2 separate regions of the Homo sapiens genome follow, and region 1 is linked to region 2. Evidence: chromatin contacts called from ENCODE Hi-C or POLR2A ChIA-PET data. All regions are on one chromosome and are shown on one strand. Each heading gives the region's core, a stretch centred on a gene start or an enhancer-like site at or near the end of the contact. The rest is flanking DNA. Distances are from core to core; before and after follow the strand shown. Region 1 overlaps CEP70 (centrosomal protein 70). Region 2 holds the start of NME9 (NME/NM23 family member 9).

Evidence for each region. A loop is a pair of places that touch in the nucleus more often than their neighbours do. ChIA-PET counts read pairs that join two places held with the same protein, here RNA polymerase II (POLR2A). Pooled maps may share reads with other maps.
Region 1: a loop to region 2 is called in a map of gastrocnemius medialis, with 4 times the contacts of the local background. The contact joins the enhancer-like site here to the promoter of NME9 in region 2. A Hi-C loop is called at or near these places in 1 of 168 maps with a recorded cell type or tissue (gastrocnemius medialis) and 1 of 50 pooled maps. POLR2A ChIA-PET finds 5 or more read pairs at or near these places in 5 of 52 experiments (A549, A673, HEK293T and 2 more).

What each region holds. Positions count from the first base shown.
Region 1 is chr3:138,491,052-138,497,121 of GRCh38, forward strand. CEP70 (centrosomal protein 70) reads right to left here. Exons shown (of 18, transcript NM_024491.4): 18 at 3,293-4,025. The coding sequence ends at 3,964. Among named protein-coding and RNA genes, the nearest start is that of ESYT3, 59 kb to the left of the region's middle. Within about 2 kb of position 3,365, at least 4 of the 41 ENCODE cell types and tissues checked have a DNase peak (open chromatin) inside an H3K27ac peak, as active enhancers do; they include gastrocnemius medialis, where a contact is called at or near this core.
Region 2 is chr3:138,324,510-138,331,524 of GRCh38, forward strand. NME9 (NME/NM23 family member 9) reads right to left here and starts at 5,342. Exons shown (of 11, transcript NM_001349018.2): 1 at 4,794-5,342; 2 at 364-421. The coding sequence starts at 4,826. LOC124909438 (a long non-coding RNA gene) reads left to right here and starts at 5,424. Exons shown (of 2, transcript XR_007096113.1): 1 at 5,424-5,661.

The DNA of each region.
Region 1 (6,070 bases), core at 2,115-4,614, 160 kb after region 2:
TGAATGTTTTAAGACTTGTTTTGTGACATAACATATGCTCTATCCTTGATAATGATTCATGTGCTGAGGAGAATAATTTTCAGTATTCCTCAGCCTTTGGATGAAATGTTTGGTAAATATCTATTAGATTCATTTGTCCCACAGTGCAGATTAAATCTGATGTTTCTTTGTTGAGTTTCTGCCTGGAAGATCTGTCTGATGCTGAAAGTGGTGTGGTGAAGATGCCAGCTGTTATTGTATTGGGATCTCTCTCTTTAGCTCTAATAATATTTAGTTTACATATCTGCATGCTCCAGTATTAGCATAAGTATTTATAAGCCTATCGTGTTGCTGGATTGACCCCTTTATCATTATATAATGACCTTTTTGTCTCTTACAGTGTTTGCCTTGAAATCTATTTTGTCTAATATAATTATAGCTACTCCTGCTTTATTTGTTTCTAATAGCATGGAATATCTTTTTCTATCCCTTTGTTTTCAGTCTATATGCATCTTTATAGGCTAAATGTGTTTCTTGCAAGCAATAGATCATTGGGTCTTGTTTCTTCATCCATTCAGCCACTCTTTGTATTTTGATTGTAGAGTTTAGTCCATTTACCTTCAATGTTATTACTGATAAGTAGGGACTTACTCCTGCCATTTTGTTGTTTTCTGGTTGTTTTGTAGTCTTCTTTTCCCTCTTTCCTGCCTCCCTGTCTTTCTTTTAGTGAAGGTGGTTTTCTCTGGTGGTATGATTTAATTTCTTGTTTTTTATATTTTTTTAATCCATTGTATATTTTTAGATTTGAGGTTACTGAAAGGCTTACTGCAAGTTATAATTCATTATTTTAAACTGATGACAACACTGATTGCATAAACAAGCAAAAATAAAATAAAAACTCTACTGTTGATCTCTCCCAGCCACCCCCCACCGCCACCCTGCCCCACCATGGCCACCACCAATGGGACTGCATTGGATTAGACCTGAAGCCAGCACAGCACTGGGTCTTGCCCAAGGCCTGCTGTAACCACTACTTGACCACCACCTACCTCTCTCTCTCTCCCACTATGGCCACCACCACTGGGACTGCATTGGATCAGACCTGAAGCCAGCATAGCACTTGGTCTTGCCCACGGCCCACCATAACCACTACTTGACCACCACCTACATTCACTCAAGGCCCTAGAGTTCTACAATCAGCAGGTGGCAAAGCCAACTAAGTTTGTGTCTTTCCCTTCAGGGTGTCAGGTTTCCCCAGGCCCTGGGCAAGTACAGAGATGCTGTCTGGGAGCCAGGGATTAGAGTCAAAAACCATACAATTTTGCCTGATGTTCTATTCTACTGTGGCCAAATTGGCACTCAAATCACAATATGAAGTCCTTCCTGCTCTTCCTTCCCCTTTCCTCTGGCAGAGGGGCTTCTCTCTGTGGCCACCACTACCACTGGCACACAGGAGGTTCTGCTAGGCCACCACCGATGTTCACTTAAAGCCCAAAGGCTCCTCAGCCAGCTTGTGGTGAATGCTGCCAGGCCTGGGACTCACCCTGAAGGGCAGTGGGCACCCAGGGCAGGGTCCAGAAATGCTGTCCAAGAGACTAGGCTTGGATTCAGGGACCCCAAAAGCCTCAGGGACCCCAAAAGCTCTATTGTGGCTGAGCTGGTACCTAAGATGAAAAGACAAAGTCCCCTTTACTTTTCCCTCTGCTTTTCTCAAACAAGAGGAGTTTTTCATCATAGCCACCACAGTTGGGAATGTGCTAGGTCACACCTGAAGTCAGCATGTCTCAGAGCCCAAGGCCCACAGCATACTATCTGGGTATTGCTGCTAGTAATTCACAGCCCAAGGACTCTTTAGTCAGTAGGTGATGAATCCTGCCAGAACAAGGTCCTGCCCTTCAAGGCAGTGGCTTCCCTATTGACCCAAGGTGTGCCTAGAAGTGTTCATGAGCTAGGGGCTGGAATGGGGGCCTTGCGACTCTACCCAGTGCCCTAACCTACTGTGGCTAAGCTGGTATCCAAGATGCAAGGCAAAGTCCTCTTTACTCTTTGCTTTCCTTTCCTTAAGCAGAAGCAAGGAGTCACTTTCATTGCTGCCTGCCTGGGGTTGGGGGAGGAGTGGTGCAAGAACTCCCTTAGCTGCACTGGCTGGTGTCTCCCTAAGTCATGTGTCACCCTAGTCCTCCGGCTCTGAGCCCATCCAGCACTAGGAGATGCCTAGGAATTAACTGTAATCTTTGTGTCCTAGACTGCCTTTCAAGTTTACCTAGGACCCCAGAGCACTTTGGCCCACGGTGGCAAGGCTTGCCAAGAAACTCAAGTTCTGATAGCTGGAATGGACAATTCCACTCTGGCTAGGTCTGGTCCAAATGCTCCCTCCATGCATTTGCGCTGGCTTAGCCCAGCATGGCTTTACTCTCCACTATGACAAGGCAGCACTGAGTTCAATGTGAAGTGCCCCAGTTGCTGTGCTCTCCCTCCCCCAAGCACACAGACTCAGACCCCACAGTGCAGCCACTGCCAGGGGGTCAGGGAGGGGTGGCATCAGTGATTCAAAGCTATCTCTCTAACCCTCTTCAATGCCTCTTTCAGCAATATGAAGTTAAAACCAATACTGTGATTGCTCACCTGATTTTTGGTTCTTGTGATGGTGCTTTTCTGTGTGTAGATAGTTGTTAAAAGTTGGTGTTCCTGCAGTGGGAATCAATAGTGTAGGCTTCTATTCTGCCATCTTGCCCTGCCATCAATTTCTTGGAATAATTTAATCAATTCATAGTATTTACATTATTGAATATCCAAATGCTTTTTGTACCCAACCCTCAAGACACAAGGTCTTCCACAAATTGTAAGTTAGTGTTTAGAAATGTAACTGCAGGCTATCATGACAAAGAATTTTAAATCTAGAAGGAGCCTATTATCTTACGTCTGATCCCTAAGGTCATAACACCAAGGATGTGGATGCTTGTTTGCTGACATTTACTCACCATTCCACCATGCTGCTTCCTGGAAATGTGTTATAATATTCTATATGCCCACCAACAAGAATGACAGAGAAATCTTCCTAGACCTGCTGCTTATAAAAGTGGGGAAGAATAGTCCAAAGTGACTTGTACTTATGGGTATGAGGCAGAACGCTGACCCTTAAGAAAACGTGACTGCATATTGAGAATACAGAATAAACAGAAGGCAGCAAGTAAAGTACTCTTACATAAAATGCAGCAAGGATGTACAAGTTGCCCAAGGAAGGTTCAGCCTAGGAAGAGAATATGACTCATTATTTGTCAGTAATATACAAGCATCACTGAGGACACTTATGTTTGGAAATTCTTTACAGAAATTTTATTTGAGATCTCAAGTCCTTATAAAAAGTGCATTACATCAAGATTGCAAAAGACACTTTTTAAATGAGAGACTTCTATCTACTCATCCATTTTACCCTATGATTCATTTCCTACCCTAACAGAAATGATGAAACAGTTTTTCTTTCTTCCTTTTCTTCCTCCTGCTTTGAAAGGGCAACTGTCATGAGGGATATCTTAACAGAATGTGCCAATTAATCCTTGCCAGGAGAGCAGTAGCTTCCTACTGGCTAAATTTAGAGAGCCCTTGGCATTCCTTTTGGTGTGGCTCAAAGATTATTACAAGCTGAATCTAAAAGATTGCAACCTACTACTTGCAATCTGTCTCCCTGGGCTCCTCTTTTACTCACAAACTCCACTCTAAAACAACCTTAAATTTTAAGCACTCAATAATTGCTTTAGAAATGAAGGGATCTAAAGTTAATTACCTTACCCTTGCAACTATTTTCTGTATAAGAATCTCAAAGTTAATAAAAATTATACAGATGAAGAATGACCTAATACTAAGAAGGGGATGAATTCTGAGAGCAAATACATTTTACAACCCTTGTCTCAAAATAAGATCAATCCTACAAAATACAAAATGTTAAGAATACAATTTACACAGTAAAAATGATTTGATTTGTTTTCAGTATGAAAGTACTTTTAATTTCTTTACTGCAGGTACAATGGCATCCAAGTCATCAATTTCTGTAATACAAAAACAGTAATAATAAAAGAGAGTAACTTTTTCTAGTGGTAAACTCACATGAAACAAGAACCTATATGCAAAGGCAAACCCCAAACATAAAGGCAATAATACTGGTGCTTTTGTGCACATGAAGTTTTTCTCCGATAGTGATGATAGATTATCACTGATTCGGATACAGATGCTTCACAGGGGCTCTGTTTATATAAGTTACCACATACCCACAAGTACCCTCTGATTCTAGTATTAACTTCATTAGCAGCATGTCCTTATTAACAGATCCAACTGCCCACATGTGTGATATGTTAGTGTCTCATTAGATCTGTATCACTACACGGGTGCATCTACATGATGAAATCCCAGGTAGAGGCGTCTCCTCCCTAGGTCTCCACGTGAGGACTTAGGAATTTCTTCTCATAGAACAGTCTTGTCCTCTTTAATTTTCTTGGGAAGATTTCTTAGTAGTGGATCACTCTAAGATGAAAGGTATCTGCCAGCTGGGTGCAGTGGCTCATGCCTATAATCCCAGCACTTTGGGAGGCCGAGACGGGAAGATCATCTGAGGTCAGGAGTTTAAGACCAGCCTGGCCAACACGGTGAAAACCCACCTCTACTAAAAATACAAAAATTAGCTGGGTGTGGTAGTGGGCACCTGTAATCCCAGCTACTTGGGAAGTTGAGGCAGGAGAATTGCTTGAACCCCAGAGGCAGAGGTTGCAGTGAGCTGAGATTGCGTCACTGCACTCTGGCCTGGGTGACAGAGAGCAAGACTATGTCTCAAAAAAAACAATTATCTGCCTAATCAAAAAGATAGCCTCATCGAGTGTACAAACCTCAAGTACAATATATTATAGAGCTTAGCCTGGTCCAGCTTACCAGATAAACCAATCCAGGCTCTTTTTTGACAGGCTCTTTCTGAATTTGATTTTTCTTCCTAAGACTATCTTATTCCAACCAGCCTAAGTTAGAATTCACTCTCTGAAGCTCCTGGCCACCAAAGGAGCAAAATCCTTTTTCTCATTATCCAGATCCCAGCCCTACTTAAGGTAAGCCACAATGGCAGGTTCTCTAGATACCCACACTTTTTTCTAGCTTATTCTGTTAAGCCATCATTAATAAACGCGTTCCCTTACATAAAGCATGCTTTCTTGGATTCCAACTCTCTCCATTGTGTAGCTGGATCTTGGTTGCTCTTCACTTAGCCTACACACATAGCCCATGCTCTCCTACTATTCATTTAGTTCTTTTAAGCTCCCGACTTCAGTCAGAATACTTGTCTGAACCCACTAACAAAGCATCAAGATATGGGAACAGAAACAATATAAGCAAACCTACAACAGAGAATTTGTTTACAATTCCCTTACATTGTGGTAAGGTACAAGATCAAGGTATTCCCTGACTCCGCCCCCTGCCCATTCTGAAATTACACCTGTTTTCTCATTAAGTGAGAAACCTGCCTTACAAATGAACCTCACAGCAAAGGACCTTGGCCGATATGGGAATTTCCTCAGTCAATCACACCATTTACATGAGAAAAAGAATGGATTGTTTTTTTACTCACTAAAGGTACTCTCCATGTCTGTTACTCAGTATGCCACCCTGCACCTACATGCTTAGTGACACCTATTAATTAAAAAAACTGTCATGTTTGCCAGATTTAACTTTCCCAATGTTAATGTTTAACACCAGAACTTCAACTTTGACCAAATTACAGAATTCATCTCCAGAGAAACCTGGCTTTCTGAAGCAAATGATCTTTATGAACCATGCTGAGTGTCATAATATCTGAAAGGAAGTTTCTATAGAAGCATTCTGAAATAAGTGTTACCAGCACACCCTATTAAAATATGTTTATTAATGTGCCAAATATTTATGAATGATGAGAACATCACTGCTTAAGTTAATAGCAATCCCAAAGCAAGAATCATATTATTCTATGAAACCAGGCTCTTCAGGATATCAGACAACACACTTATACAGTTTCATACCTCATCTCAAGTTTAACTTTCAAATTACATTTTCACTTGCTGTGATCTTTTTAAACATG
Region 2 (7,015 bases), core at 4,092-6,591:
AAGTCCCAGTGATGCCTGGCTCTCCTTCCATCCTTTGAGTTCCAAGAGATCCCTGTATTCCTTCCAATGCATTCTCCTTTAGTGCCTGAAGTAATTAGAAGAGGTTTTCTGTTACTTTTAACACCAAACAACCCTAAGTACTGACTCATTTCCTGAACTGAATTTACTGATATTCAAGCCAGATACACACACACACACACACACACACACACACACACACACACACACACATCACCTGGTTTTTTATGAGGCTCAAGGTAATAGGAAAGTGGTGTTCATTGCAGCCCTTCTCTTCATGGTTCATCACACCATTTAATAATTTAGAAAAGAATGGATCTAAAAAGTTATTTTACTTTGAATTACCAGTTAGTCCTTTGGAACTGAGCATTTCCTCCCAAAGCTCTTGGGTGCTGATGTTGACCTAAAGCCAAAGAGGATCAAATGCCGTATTACTGAGGGCTCAGGCAGGGAAACAATTCAATCTATTTGCTCTAGATTTCTCTCTTCTATCTCTGAAATACTTACAAGTACAGTTCAAGTTATCCTCTCCCCCATCTTCTTTTCTCCTTCCTTCTCTCCCTTCTTCCCTACCCAGAAAAAAACACTATCCTAAGAATGATGTATACTAGTCTCAGGCATTTAAAAAATACTTTTACATGTTATTTGTCCAGGAACAATATATAAATTGTTTTTGTGTCCTTAAAATGTACATAAATACATCAAACTGTAGGTTTCATTTTGAAATTTGTGTTTTCACTCAGTATCAGAATTAAGTTGAATTTATTGCCATTCACTCACATTTTTTTCTTATCCACACAGTTCTGGTTTTATAAATATGAAATACAAGGAGAAATACATATTGTCCCTCTTTATTAACAGTAAAAATTTCTTTTTTTTTTTTTGTTTTTTTTTGAGATGGAGTCTTGCTCTGTCACCCAGGCTGGAGTGCAGAAGCGCAATCTCAGCTCACTGCAACCTCTGCTCTGCCTCCCAGGTTCAAGCGATTCTTATGCTTCAGCCTCCTGAGGAGCTGGGATTACAGGCACATGCCACTACACCTGGCCATTTTTGTATTTTTAGTTGAGACGGGGTTCCACCATGTTGGCCAGGCTGGTCTCGAACTCCTGACCTCAAGTGATCTGCCCACCTCGGCCTCCCAAAGTGCTGGGATTACAGGCATGAGCCACCACATCTGGCCAATAGTAAACATTTCTGTATAATGTTTTTTACTTTGAAATAATTTCAAACTTAGAGAAAGTGTGCAAGTACAGTATAAAGATTTAGGGATTTTTTTTTTTTTTTTTTTAGGTATTTGGAAGCAAATTACAGCTTGTTATCTTATTACTCCTGAATATATTATTCCTATATAACACATTACGATAATCAAAATCAGGGGAAAAAAACACTGACATATTGTGAACATTTAATCCTTAGATAGAGTGCAAGTTTTCCTATTTATCCCATAATGTCCTGAGTATCAAAGGAGCTAATCAGAAATGTGTGCTAGATTTATTTGTCAAGTCTTTTTAGTCTGGAATAGTTCTTTAGTCTTTCTCTTCTTTTCACAATGTTGACACTTTGGAAAACTACATGCCAGGTATTTTGTAGAATGTCCCTCAGTTGGGGCATATCTGATGTTTCCTCCTGATTGGATTCAGACTGTGCATGTTTGGACTGGTTGAAATTGGCTGGACTGGTTGGAGTGTTGGAGAAGCTGAAGATCATTCCTCTCACTACTCCCTAGCAGATGAGACACAATTTCCATCTGCCTGTTACTGATGTTCACTTTGATCACTGGATTAACATGGTCTGTCAGGTCTGTTGTCTGTAAAATTATTCTCTTTTCCTTTGTAATTAACATATTTTTGTGGTGAGCTACTTTGAAACTATATACATTAAAAGACCACAAAAATTACTACTGGGTTTTTTGTTTGTCTTTTTTGAGACACAGTCTCACTCTGTCACCCAGTCTGGAGTGCAGTGGCATGATCATGGCTCACTGCAACCTCTGCCTCCTGGGTTCAAGAGATTCTCCTGCCTCAGCCTCCCAAGTAGCTGGGATTACAAGTGCCCGCTACCACACCCGGGTAATTTTTTGTATTTTTAGTAGAGACAGGGTTTCACCATGTTGGCCAGGCTGGTCGTGAACTCCTGACCTCAAGTAATCTGCCTGCCTCGGCCTTCCAAAGTGCTGGGATTACAGGCATGAGCCAGCACGCCTGGCCTACTATTGTTCTTAATACAGGTATGCTAAGGTCTGTGTCCCTCTAAAAAAGATAGGATGCATTATTGGCAATAAGGGCAAGAAACATGTAACAACTGCTAATCCTCTATTAAAAGTTCCTTTTTTGGCCGAACGTGGTTGCTCATGCCTGTAATCCCAACACTTTTGGAGGCCAGGGCGGGCAGATCACTTGAGGCCAGAAGTTTCAGACCTGCCTGGCCAACATGGTGAAACCCTGCCTCTACTAAAAAAAAAAAAAAAAAAAAAAAAAAGTTAGCCGGGCGTGGTGGCGCATACCTGTTTTACCAGCTACTCGGGAGGCTGAGACATGAGAACTGCTTGAACGTGAGAGGTGGAGGTTGCACTGAGATGAGATCATGCCGCTGCATTCCAGCCTGGGCGACAGGACAGAATGAAACTGTCTCAAAAAAAAAAAAAAAAAAGTCTCTCTTTTAAGGAAGCATAGTCCTTACTTTTTTTGTTTCAATGAAAAGTAGAAGAAAAAGAAACCCAGAAAAGTCTTCTTGATGTCTTAAATGAAATAAGAGAGTTGGACTGACATAACCCTGGGCCCACAACTACAGTCCTGAGGAAGGTGATAGAAGCGTTCGGAAGGGCCCCACACCCCTACCCAGAGGCTCAGACTTAAGTCACCAGCAGCTCTCTGTGGCCCACCCCTGTCATGGAGTGAGTCCCACCAGCTCTGGGGCCAGGACTCTGGGCAGTTGAAGAATCTCAGCCCTGGGAGCCAGGCAAGAGTGGAACAGTGTGGGAACTATCCGGACTTCACTAAGCCTGCATTTGGTAGGGAATGAATAGGGAATGTGTGGCACCTTTTACCCAGACTGTCCCTTGATGTCCTGTGATTTCTGCCTGTCTCAGTTATAAAGGGAACCCTGAATAACCTTGCTGAGAGAGAGGACAAGGTTCCTGGGTTGGCCAACTTTAGGCATTGCTTTCAAGGGGTTTACCTTATAGAGAGGTGACCTTTACACAGATGCCTCAGTAGAAGACGGGAGGGGAGGCTGCTCGCTCTCCTCCTTTCAGCAGGAGGGAGCACTTAGTTTGAGTACTGCATTGTACTCAGAGCTCTGAGTAATACACATGAAAAAATAACAACATTGCTAACAAAAGTTATTACCCCCATAGGAGCTCTAGGGCATCAACACATGAAATGACCATAATATGGGGCAATAACATTAGAGACACCACAGACAACATCAGACCAGCCAGGAAGTGTCTAAAGGAGTCTCATCACAGCTCTGCAGGCGTTACAGGACAGGTATCATCCCTCCTGTCTACGTAAAGGATACGGAGGCCAGAGAGTTGAGGAAATGAGTCACACAGCAATGAATGGTAGGACCAGTTGATCAGAATTTACTTCAACCAGAACATTCACGTATGAAGTGGCTTCTGACTCTAGAATCCTAGAATATCAAGGCTGGAAGAAGGCCCTTAGGGATAATTCACACAACATCCTCATTCCATAGATGGGCAAGCTATAGCCTGGAGAGGTTATGTGATGTAGTCAAAGACACAGTTGGCTATAGAGGACACAAGAACTACATCAGGTCTTCTGACTTCCAGTCTAAAAATCCCACCCCACCCCACCCCACACCCCTCCCACCCCCAGCATGGGGTACCCTTAGAATGATGCTGCTTTCCCCTTTCCTCTTTTTTAAACCACTAGGCTTTTGAAATCCACATGCAAACTGCTGGTCCTGCTGAGGACAATAAGAGAGAAACCAGATGTCTCAAAACCACTAATGCTCTATTATCTAGGAGGCGCTGTAGCCTTGGTATGCATCTTACTGGGGCCAGCTGATGATGAGGCATTTTAAGTTCGTTTTAAAATGTTCCCATGTTGCAGATCATCCAGCTGATCTCCTTATGACCAAGCACTCTCTCCTAATTCCAGGGTCTATGCCTGCATGTTTTTACCATCACTTCAGAATCAACCACTATCTATTGTCCAGGACCAAGAAGAAGAGCAGCTGCTGGCTTCTGAATTCACTTGTCCCACATGCAAATGAAGTAAGACACTCTATATAACATATGTCCAGCACATAATATATCTCAAAACATATTTGTTAATAAGTGAAATTTGATGAGAACAGTGGTGGGAAAACTGGGTCTCCACAGAGCACACAGTTACAGACTCATGCCCAAAGTCAAAAGAACCTATACTGTATTCTCTGTGCAAGCTGCAGTTGTATTTCAACAAGAACAAAATAACGGTCACATCGAGTTATGTTGATTCGTATTTTCTTAGTTTATAGTTTTATTTAATGCATGTTTAGGTTTTATGGTTGTATAAGCACTATAAATGTAAACAGCTTCTACTCAGTTTTGTTTGCATTAATTTTGTTTGCGTAAAATTTGTCATCACTGGGGTTCCAAGATAAGTTTTGTCCCTTTAAGACGGAAGGGTACATCACTCAAGTTTGAGAACACTGTCACGTACTGCTGGCAAACAGAATGTCACTTTTATACTGCAACCCCGCTCTAATCACCCTCCTCTTCCCCGAGCCCAACCCAGAGCTGGAAGCTAGCGCCCCTTGAGGCTTACCTGCAGGGCAATTTCCTTCTTCCTGCTGCCCATGGCTCTGCAAAGAAGACGAAGCCCTGTTACCGCGGCCGTGGGCCGTTCCCCCGCAGCCTCGCGACAAACCGCTGCGTGGATCAGCAAGCCCAGAGCCTCCTTCAGACAAGCCCCCCTCCTACGGCCCCCGGCCCCTTTTTAAGGTGCTTCTAACTGGCGGCAAATCAGCACACTGATACAAAGTGAACACCCCGCGAGGAAGCGGAGCCTGCAGTCCACGGGCTCGTGGCTCGCCGGGCGGTTTTCTGGGGATCTGCGAAGCCCCCTCCCCACCCCGGAGCCGGCCAGGGGGCGCGCGCAGAGGCCGGAGTCAGTGCGCCGGGCGCGGTGCAGCCTGTCGGGCACAGGGTCGCCAGTCGAGGAATTCTGACAAAAAAACGACATGGGACCCTGTTATCCCTGCTGTTCTTATGGATTACTGGGAAAGTGAGCCACTGCGAACGACAGGTACAAGATCTTCGACGCGCCCGGAGTCACCAACCGAGTCTGCCGCGACCTAGCCGCGGTCGTCATGGCAACCTGGCCCCCCCGCCAGGCCTGCCAGGAAAGCCGGCGGACACGTAAGCCACGCCCACTCTGGGCCCAACGCAGTCTCTCCGCGGAGGCTCTGAACCCAGCCAGGGAGAGGCAGGAGGGAGTCCCGCCCCTTGCCCTCCATATCGGACCATAGGAACCCACTCATTGGCTGCAGTGTTTGTCAGCGTCTGGAGGCTTCGAACCCACCAAGCAAAGACCCAGTGCATCTGTGCGTTGCACAGTCGCATCTGTGAATCCCTGCATCCCTCCTGCCCTGCCTGCCAAGACTGATGTGCAGCTTTTCTACCATCACATACCGGTATAATGTGTGCAAGGTGGGGGGTGTCTCCAGGTTTTGAGGGATCTGCAAGCGTTCTCTTTAAGGCAAAGAATATGAAATTACAAATTCAAAATTAGATATGAAAGTCAAGTGAGACACATACAAAACAGTTACAGACATTGTAGATATTAATCCAACTGTATCAATAACCACTTTAAATGTGAATAATCTGATTACACCAATTAAAAAAGAGATTGTCAGAATGGATTTCAAAAACAAACAAAGCCCAATCGTGTGTTATCCACAAGAAAATACATTAAAAGCAAAAGGATAGAGAAAGCTATACCAGGCTGACACTAATTAAAAAAATAGCTGAAGTAGGTATGTTAATTTCAAGAAAAGCAGACTTCAGAACAAGGAAATTTATCAGGTATAAACAGGGACATTACATAAAGTTAAAGGGATCAGTTATTTGGGAAGACATAACAATACTTAATATGTATGTACTTAAAAACAGAGCACCGAAATATGTGAGGCAAAAGAAGATAAAACTGCAAGGAAAAATAGGTAAACTCAGTATTATAATAGAATGCTTTCATACCATTTTTAAAAAGTAATTAATACATCCAGCAGAAGCAAATGAGCAAGGATATAGTTGAACTGAAAAATATCAAATTGATCTAATTGACATTTATGCAATATTTAGTTCAACAACAGCGGAATATAGATTCTTTCTCAAGCTCACATGGGACATTCACTGAGATAGACCACAATCTAGGCCATAAAACATAGCTTAACAAATTTAAAAGGATAGAACAAAGTATGTTCTCTGACTGCAATAGAATTAAACTAGGAATCAATCACAGCTGATGAAAGAGATCTCACAGATTTAAATAAATGAAGAAATATTCCGTGTTCATGGATAGGAAGAATTAATATTGTTAAGATATCAATTCTTCCTAAGTGAAGCATACACCAAATGATTTCCATCCAGGGAGTGCTGATACCCTGTTTGGCCATGAGGTACCCAGCAACCCTCTGTGAAGTACAGGGCGATGGGTATACTGGAGACCGAACATCTTCCTACCTGTCATCCTGCCTTCTCCCACTTCAGCTCCGAATCCACCTACTCTTTTCTTGCATTCAGTCCCATGGCAATATTCAGTTCCATGATAATATTACGCAGAGCCACAGGCAGTCCTTAAGACACCACATTGCAAACTGAGTTGACTAGATGCAAATCATGTTCATTGCCACAAGGTGGTGGTTGCTGAAGCTCTTGAATGGTGTGGAATCTCCCTTAGAATTTAGTTTCCAAAATAAAATTCAAATCAGATGCTAAATTCCTCTTGCCAGCACATGGAAAGATAGTGACATTTATTCTTTCTGAAAG